2 separate regions of the Homo sapiens genome follow, and region 1 is linked to region 2. Evidence: read pairs that join two places in POLR2A ChIA-PET (ENCODE). Cell type or tissue: IMR-90. All regions are shown on one strand. Each heading gives the region's core, and the rest is flanking DNA. Links, peaks and the distances in the headings are about the cores only. Region 1 overlaps LRP6 (LDL receptor related protein 6). Region 2 has its middle 9.1 kb from the start of APOLD1.

Evidence for each region. ChIA-PET counts read pairs that join two places held together with the same protein. Peaks named below come from ENCODE experiments on the same cell type or tissue, not always from the same donor. Only the 100,000 strongest peaks of a DNase experiment are listed, where the experiment ranks them.
Region 1: POLR2A ChIA-PET joins it to region 2 with 6 read pairs; 2 of 35 experiments call an interaction of 5 or more read pairs at or near these places.

The regions. Positions count from the first base shown.
Region 1 is chr12:12,253,027-12,257,419 of GRCh38, reverse strand. All of the region lies in intron 1 of LRP6 (LDL receptor related protein 6), which reads left to right. Among named protein-coding and RNA genes, the nearest start is that of LRP6, 12 kb to the left of the region's middle. In IMR-90, for the core only: no CTCF peak of the experiment used is centred there; a DNase peak (open chromatin) is centred at 2,209.
Region 2 is chr12:12,792,542-12,796,934 of GRCh38, reverse strand. No RefSeq gene overlaps it. Among named protein-coding and RNA genes, the nearest start is that of APOLD1, 9.1 kb to the right of the region's middle. In IMR-90, for the core only: no CTCF peak of the experiment used is centred there; no DNase peak of the experiment used is centred there.

The DNA of each region.
Region 1 (4,393 bases), core at 259-4,258, 540 kb after region 2:
TTTTTTAGTAGAGACGGGGTTTTACCGTGTTAGCCAGGATGGTCTGATCTCCTGACCTCGTGATCCACCCGCCTCGGCCTCCCAAAGTGCTGGGATTACAGGCGTGAGCCACCGCACCCGGCCTGTCAAGTACTTTTTTAAACCAAGTTTTTTGGAGCTATAATTCACATACAGTAAAAATCTCCATTTTACAATGTCTAGTTCGGTGGCTTTTAGTATACTCACAGGGTTGTAAAACATCACCACTATCTCATTCCAGAACGCTTATCATCCCCTGCTCCCTCAAAACCCATACATTTCCCATTTCTCCCTTCCCTCAGCCTCTGGTAACCATGAATTTACTTTCTGTCTCTATGGATTTGCTTACTCTGAATATTTCATATAAATGGAATAAAATATGTGGCCTTTTGTGTCTAGCTTCTATCACTTAGCATTTTCAGGGTTCATTCATGTTGCATGTGTCAGTACTTCATTCCTTTTAATGGCTGAGTAATCCATTGTATGGATATATTAAATACTTTCAAATGAGTGTGGGTTTGATTATTGGAGTCTTTACCTTGAGAAATTATTTCTGAATCTCAGCTTTTGATACGTTAAAAAAATCTGTTTTTTTTGAAACAGAGTCTTGCTTCATCACCCAAGGAGGAGTGCAGTGGCACAATCTCTGCTCACTGCAACCTCTGCCTCCTGGGTTCAAGTGATTCTCATGCCTCAGCCTCCTGAGTAGCTGGGACTACAGGCGTGTGCCACCATGCTGGCTAATTTTTGTATTTTTAGTAGAGAGGGGGTTTGGCTATGTTGGTCAGGCTGGTCTTGACCTCCTGACCTCAAGTGATCTGCCTGCCTTGGCTCCCAAAGTGCTGGGATTACAGGCATGAGCCACCACTCTGGCCTATGTTTGTTTGTTTGTTTTGAGCTGGTGTCTCTGTCACCCAGGCTGGAGTGCAGTGGCGCGATCATTGCTCACTGCAGCCTGGACCTTCCCAGGCTCCGGTGATCCTTCCAACTAAGTTTTTGTATTTTTTATAGAGATGGGGTTTCACCATGTTGCTCAGGCTGGCCTTGAACTCCTGGGCTCGGTGATACACCCGCCTCTGCCTCCCAGAGTGCTGGGATTACAGGCATGAGCCACCGCGCCTGGCCTAAAAAATATTTTAAGTTCCTGTTTTTCTGCTGGAGAAGCACTAAATAGTTTACCAGTATCTCGTGTTTCTGAATAGCCCTGTCAATCGTCCTGTTGCAGTTAAATCTTTTTACTAAATTCATATCTAGAGTAAGAAAATAGAAGAGGTATTAGAAATTACCTGGGCCAACTCCTTCGTTTTATAAATCAGAAAGATGAATGACTAAAGCCAGATTGTTTGTACTCTGGACAGTAATTTTACGTGCAGGACTTTCTGTATGTACCTTATTTTACCTGGGCCTTCTTGTGGTTTTGAAAGAGATGCTGATGACTTTGATAGAGGGAAATACATATTAATGTAAAATTTGGCATTTGCAAATAGGTAGTTTGTCATAGTACTTATACTGTAAATAAAAACAAAGCTGAGGCCAAGGTGCAGTGGCTCACACCTGTAATCCCAGCACTTTGGAAGGCCGTGGCAGAGGATCGCTTGAGCTTAGGAGTTTGAGACCAGCCTGGACAACACAGTGAAACCTCATCTCTACAAAAAAAATCCAAAAAAATTAGCCAGGCATGGTGGTGCCTATAATCCCAGCTGCTTGAGAGGCTGAGGAGGGAGAATCGCTTGAACCTGGGAGGTGGAGGTTGCAGTGAGATGAGATCGCACCACTGCACTCCAGCCTGGATGGCAGAGTGAGACTCTGTCTCAAAAAAAAAAAAAAAAAAAAAAGTGACCAAACCCAAAAGCAAAAACAAAGCTAGACTTAGGTAAGGAGAGACTTTATTTGAAAGGATTTTTGCAGTAGAAGGACATGCTTACTACAGGATCTGCAACACACTTCAAAATCAAACCGAAAAAGGCTTTTTTTTTTTTTATAGAAAGGAGAAGTAAGCAGGGCTATCAGGAACTTTGTGGGAATGTGGGCCAAATAGGTAGGGGTGAGCAGATTGCATGACCAGGACTATTTAACTGGAAAGCATTTTTTTTTTTTTCTGCAGTCAGCTAATGGTCAGAATGAGGGAAGAAGTTGTGCATCTACTTTCTTAAGCTTAGGGCAAGCCAAAGTTTAGGAATTTGTGGGGAGAAGAGAATCCTGACTAAAGTTTATTCAAGCCAAGTCAATGAGTAAGTAATGGGCAATTGTGATGTGCACTGGTCAGTCTCCCTGTTGTTTAAAACAAAATCAGTCACTGTTGACAATGGAATAAGAGTCATTGAGAAGTTGATCTCATTAGATTGGGCCTGATTATTTACATAGGTGTAGCAATAATAGTAATTTATCATATAATAGGTCTTTTAATATTGCCTTGCTGAAAGTTTTTTTAAGGAATCTGATTGGACTTTAAAATGCCTCTTGAGACTATAAAGGTAAGTCAAGAACTGACCATCAGGTTTCACTTGTAATACCTATAAATTTGGGTGAATTCCTGTCTTGAAGTTCCCAAAATATTCTAGGATTTTTGAGCCTGCCGGGAAGTGATCTTGCTTAATTCACCTGCAAGGCTGGGAACTCTGTAAGCCAGTTACCAGGCCAGTTTTCCTAAGAGGACTGTAAGCGTTGGTTCATAAAGTCAACTGTAACTTAGAAGTATTTGGTCATACCTGATTAAATGAATATTTTCAAATGTGGCATTCCAGTCAAAGCCTTGGTTGCATAAGTAATGTTTCCAGCTAGAAGGCAGACTCATTGAACCTCTGCAGATAACTATATTGCCATGAAAATAAAAATAATAAGAGTTTTTGAATTCTGGAGGAGTAAGACGGGGGAGAAAAAGATAAGTGTTTATTTCGGTTTACAAAAACATAGTCTCCTTAAATTGTTGTGAGTTATAGATAGCTTCAGAGAAAAGAGAAAGGGGTTCCTTATATCCAGAAAATAGGACGCTAAGGCATCAGCAATATTTTAAACGAAACCCATAATCATCCTTCATCAGTTTATTCAGTCCTATGTAATTAATTCTTGTTCTGCTGGATCTGTGTTAGCAGTCTCACGAACCCATCTGTTTTTCTACTAGCTGTTTGGAAATCTTGACTCAGTCCACTGGTGTGGTCTCAGAGTTATTTAAGTGATGCCATCAGACGCTTGTGTTCAGGTTACCTGGCGTAGTAGTTTTCCTTTTTCTTTCTTTCTTTTTTTTTTTTTTTTTTTTTTGAGACAGAGTCTCACTCTGTCACCCAGGCTGGAGTGCAATGGCACAATCTTGGCTCACTGCAGCCTTGACCTCCTGGGCTCAAGTGATCCTCCCATCTCAGCCTCCCTAGTAGCTGCGACCACAGGTGTGTGCGACCATACCCAGCTAATTTTGTATTTTTTGGTAGAGAAGGGGTTTCGCCAAGTTGCCCAGGCTGGTCTCGAACTCTTGGGCTCCAGTGATATGCCCACCTCAGCTTCCCAAAGTGTGGGGATTAGAGGCGTGAGCCACCACACCTGGCCCATAGCCCTTTTTTATTGAAGACAAGTGCACTCTGGCCTGTAGCTGATTTGCAAGTGCTTTCAGGGAAGCATTAGAGTAAAACAGAAAACTATCTGTAGATGACAAAATACTTAAAACGGTGATGATTAACCTATTACTGATAATCTTAAAAGTGAAAGATCTCCTATTGCAAGGACGAAAAACCAAACACCGCATGTCTCACTCATAGGTGGAAATTAAACAGTGAGAACACTTGGACACAGGAAGGGGAACATCACACACCAGGTCCTGTTGTGGGGTGGGGGGAGGGGGGAGGGGTAGCATTAGGAGATACACCTAATGTAAATGACCAGTTAATGGGTGCAGCACACCAACATGGCACATGTATACATATGTAACAAACCTGCACGTTGTGCACATGTACCCTAGAACTTAAAGTATAATAATAAAAAAAAAGAAAAAAAGTGAAAGATCTTATGAAACTTTGTTAGAAAAGATAATGAAATTGGCAAGGAAGTTTGATTTTTGTGGCATGCGAACTAAAATCAACCCAAAAAAGTGTTAGACAAAAGCATATCTATAAGCGTAATGATTAACTTTATTTTATTATTATTTTTTGAGACAGAGTCTCGCTGTGTTGCCCAGGCTGGAGTTCAGTGGCGCGATCTTGGCCCACCACAACCTCTGCCTTCTGGGTTCCAGTGATTCTCCTGCCTCAGCCTCCTGGGTAGCTGGGATTACAGGCACGCGCCACCACGCCCTGCTAATTTTTATATTTTTGGTAGAGACAGGGTTTCGCCATGTTGGCCAGGCTGGTCTCAAACTCCTCACCTCAGGTGATCAACCTGCATCAGC
Region 2 (4,393 bases), core at 277-4,276:
CCTAGATGGTTGTGATAGCAGTGGGTTGGATCAAAATGGATGGCAGAGACATTTAATGGGAAGGAAATACTTTGGCAAAAATATATTAGAGTGGCCAGGAGTGTTAGTTCATGCCTATAATCCCAGCACTTTGGGAGGCCAAGGCAGTCGAATTGCTTGAGTTCAGGAGATCGAGACCAGCCTGGGCAACATGGCAAAACCCCGTCTCTACTAAAAATACAAAAATTAGCCGGGCATGGTGGTGAGCACTTATGGTCCCAGTTACTCTGGAGGCTGAGGTGGGAGGATCACAGTGGGAGGTTGAGACTATAGTGAGCCATGGTCGCACCACTGAACTCCAGCCCACGTGAGAGAGGGAGACCCTGTCTCAAAAAAAAAAAAAAGAAAAGAAAAGAAAAGAAAAGTATATCAGAGAAGTAAGAAAGGGGAAGATTTGGAGATGATGATATTTCCGGGTAGGCCACTGGTAGACTGATGTTGCCTTTGGTAGAAGTAGAAGAGTTGTGAAACTGGGCCAGTTTTACAGATAAATTTAGCTTCAGATGTTCTGAGAAGGAATGCCAGCATATCCATGAGGATAAACTGTGCTTGTTCAGTCAATAAATGCTACTGGGCATCTCCTGTGGCGGGAGCTGAAGAGACACTGGGAGATTTAACAATATCTGTGATGTGGTTTCTGTCCTTAAGAGCCTTGGGGTAGGCACATATATATTTAATAAAATGTATCAAGTGATACGTCTGCATAAGAGACACACAGATTGCTCTTAGACATTCAGATTAGAGCAAGACTGCATCTGGCTGGAGTCAGGTATAGAACTTCAATGAGAGGAATGGCATAGTAGGAACGCAGATAGGGCTTTTGTTTTGGTGCACTCTTCCTGCAACCTTTTTCATTCAGACAATGATTTCATTTGTTTTCATTTGACATAATACCCACCAAATTCAACTTGACCCCAAAGAATCCTTTAGAGCTGGTTTCTTTTTTTTTTTTTTTTTTGAGACAGAGTCTTGCTCTGTCACCCAGGCTAAAGTGCAGTGGTGCGATCTCGGCTCACTGCCAGCTCCGTCTCCCAGGTTCACACCATTCTCCTGCCTCAGACTCCTGAGTAGCTGGGACTACAGACACCCGCCACCACGCCCGGCTAATTTTTTGTATTTTTAGTAGAGACAGGGTTTCACCGTTAGCCAGGATGGTCTCGATCTCCTGACCTCGTGATCCACCCGCCTCGGCCTCCCAAAGTGCTGGGATTACAGGCGTGAGCCACCGCGCCCGGCCGTGGAGCTGGTTTCATCCATACCAACATCCAGTCCAGGACGGGTGAGACCCTGGAAACGAACATGCTCAGTGAAGGGCTGTGTGACAAGGTCAGGGGAATGGCAGCCTGGGTCTGAGGCTCAGGGAAACTTGAACCTTAAGACTGGAGGAGAAAAAAAAGCTGTCAAGGAAACTAAATAAGAAAGGCTGGTGTCACAGAATTCAAGAAAAAGGGTGCTTTAAGAATTGGGTATTTGGCTAGGCGCAGTGGCTCACGCCTGTAATCCCAGCACTTTGGGAGGCCGGGGCAGGTGGATCACAAGGTCAAGAGATCGAGACCATCCTGAACAACACGGTGAAACCCCGTCTCTACCAAAAATACAAAATTAGCCGGGCGTGGTGGCACGAGCCTGTAGTCCCGGCTACTTGGGAGGCTGAGGCAGGAGAATCACTTGAACCCGGGAAGTGGGGGTTGCAGTGAGCCGAGATCGCACCACTGCACTCCAGTCTGGTGACAGAGCGAGACTCCGTCTCAAAAAAAAAAAAAAAAAGAAAAGAAAAAGAATTGGGTATTCAGCAAAGTCAAATGCTACAGAGAAGTTAGAAAGAATTAAAATTAAATAACTGTGTTTGCTATGCAAAACCTCAGGGGACAATGTTAAATTCAAATCAACCACAAAGCATTATGATTTTGAATAGTTTATGATACCCAACATCTTATTCCTATTCATACCTATCTACTCACCCACATACCTCCAACACTTTTAGTCCATAAGCTACTAGACTGCAATTGAGTACACACCCCAACAGGAAGAAATTTGACAAGCAGGGTCAGTAGTAGTTTCAATGGAATGACCCCAAGAAGTTTCATTTTTTGAGGTTTTAAAATCAGATCTAGATAGGCCTGTTCGACCAGTAATTCCTTCATTCATGTCTGTGTCATCTCTACTGATAACTTCAGTTCCAGCGCATCTACAGTTAGCAAAAAGTTCTTATAAATCATGTCCTTCCTCTTCAGGTGTTTTGTTCACCAGAATTTTGCCATGTTTGGGAGATTTGGGGGAGCATCACAAAATATTATTCTGTAAATAGGCTTTGTTTTGTTTTGTTTGAGACAGAGTTTTGCTCTGTCGCCTAGGCTGGAGTGCAGTGGCGTGATCTCAGCTCACTGCAACCTCTGTCTTCTGAGTTCAAGCGATTCTCCTGCCTCAGTCTCCCGAGTAGCTGAGATTACAGGTGCCTGCCACCATGCCCAGCTAATTTTTGTATTTTTAGTAGAGACGGGGTTTCACCATGTTGGCCAGGCTAGTCTTGAACTCCTGACCTCAGTTGATCCTCCCACCTCAGCCTCCCAAAGTGCTGGGATTACAGGTGTGAGCCACTGTGCCCAGCCACCATAAAAACCCATACATAGGTTTTTATGATCAGAGCAAAAGTTTTATAACTTTCAAATCACACCCACACTGTTTATTATAAATACTAGTGACTTGCAAAGCTATATTTTATTTTTTTCTTATTGACTAGCCTACTGGCATAAGATTACTCATCCTAGATGAGACTGTTACTGCCAGGAGATGTTTTTATTTTTTTTGAGACAGGTTCTTGCTCTGTTCCCCAGGCTGGCTGGAGTGCAGTGGCCCAATCACGGTTCACTGCAACCTCGACCTCCTGGGCTTAAGTGATCCTCCCACCTCAACCTCCTGAGAAGCTGGGACTATAGGTGTGCAACACCACACTCAGCTCATTTAAAAATTATTTGTACAGATGAGGTCTCACCATGTTGCTCAGGCTGGTCTCTAACTCCTGGACTCAAGCAACCCACCTGCCTCGGCCTCCCAAGGTGCTAGGATTGGCTAGGCGCAGTGGCTCACACCTGTAATCCCAGAACTTTGGGAGGCTGAGATGGGCAGATCACCTGAGGCCAGGAGTTCAAAACCACCCTGGCCAACATGGCAAAACCCTGTCTCTACCAAAAATACAAAAATTAGCCAGGCATGGTGGTGGGCGCCTGTAATCCCAGCTACTCAGGATGCTGAGGTGGGAGAATCGCCTGAACCCGAGAGGCACAGGTTGCAGTGAGCTGAGGTCATGCCACTGTACTCCAGCCTGGGCGAAAAGAGCAAAACTCCGTCTAAAAAAAAAAAATCAGAAAAGCCAAGAGCATTGGATGGGCACAGCGGCTCATGCCTGTAATCCCAGCACTTTGGGAGGCCAAGGTGTGTGGATCACTTGAGGTCAGGAGTTCAAGACTAGCCTGGCCAACATGGTGAAACCCCATCTCTACTAAAAATACACACACACACAAAAATTAGCTGGGCATGGTGGTGGGCGCCTGTAATCCCAGCTACTCAGGAGGCTGAAGCAGGAGAATCGCTTGAACCCAGGAAGCGGAGGTTGCAGTGAGCTGAGATCATGCCACTGGACTCCAGCCTGGGTGACAGAGCAAGACTCCAAAAAAAAAAAAGGAAAAGAATAGCTAAGAGCATAACTCTGGAGTCAGGCTGCCAGAATTCAAATTCTGGGGCACCTCATGCTGGCAATGCAACCTCTCAAATTCCTTACTTTATCTAATAATATAGGGTAATTATAGTGTGCACACCATAAGATTTTTGTAAGGTAAATGAAATGATACAGGTCAAATCGTACTTAGAAGAGTATCTAGTGAGTTCTCAATAAATGTTAGCTATTGTTATTGTTAAATATCCCACATGTATGTTCAATATTATTGAAATGTCATTTTATTTAAGCACTGAAAAAAATATTGTTTTTAAATGATATTTTGAGAGTGCAGTTTTAATAAAAAGTGAGGGCAGAAAGAAATGTCTGCTTATCAACCGGGGAGCGTAGAAAAAGAAGTTTCGCCTAAAAGAAAGACTTTAGACATCACCCCTACCCTTTTTGTGTAGCTTCTCCCAGTTATAATTATTTTGGTGAATTTGGCAACCGTATTCACACAAATGCTGGAGGAGGCCAGGATCTGGCTGCTCCTGTGTGTAAGGGAGGCAGATGCCTTGGCCGTGACCCATGGCTAAAGCTCAGGGGGAATCAGGTCACAGGCCTGCCTGTCCTCCCACCTCTGGGGTTTTAGTGTAAATACAAAATTGGATTAAACATCATTTTCTGCAGATGTAGCTTCAT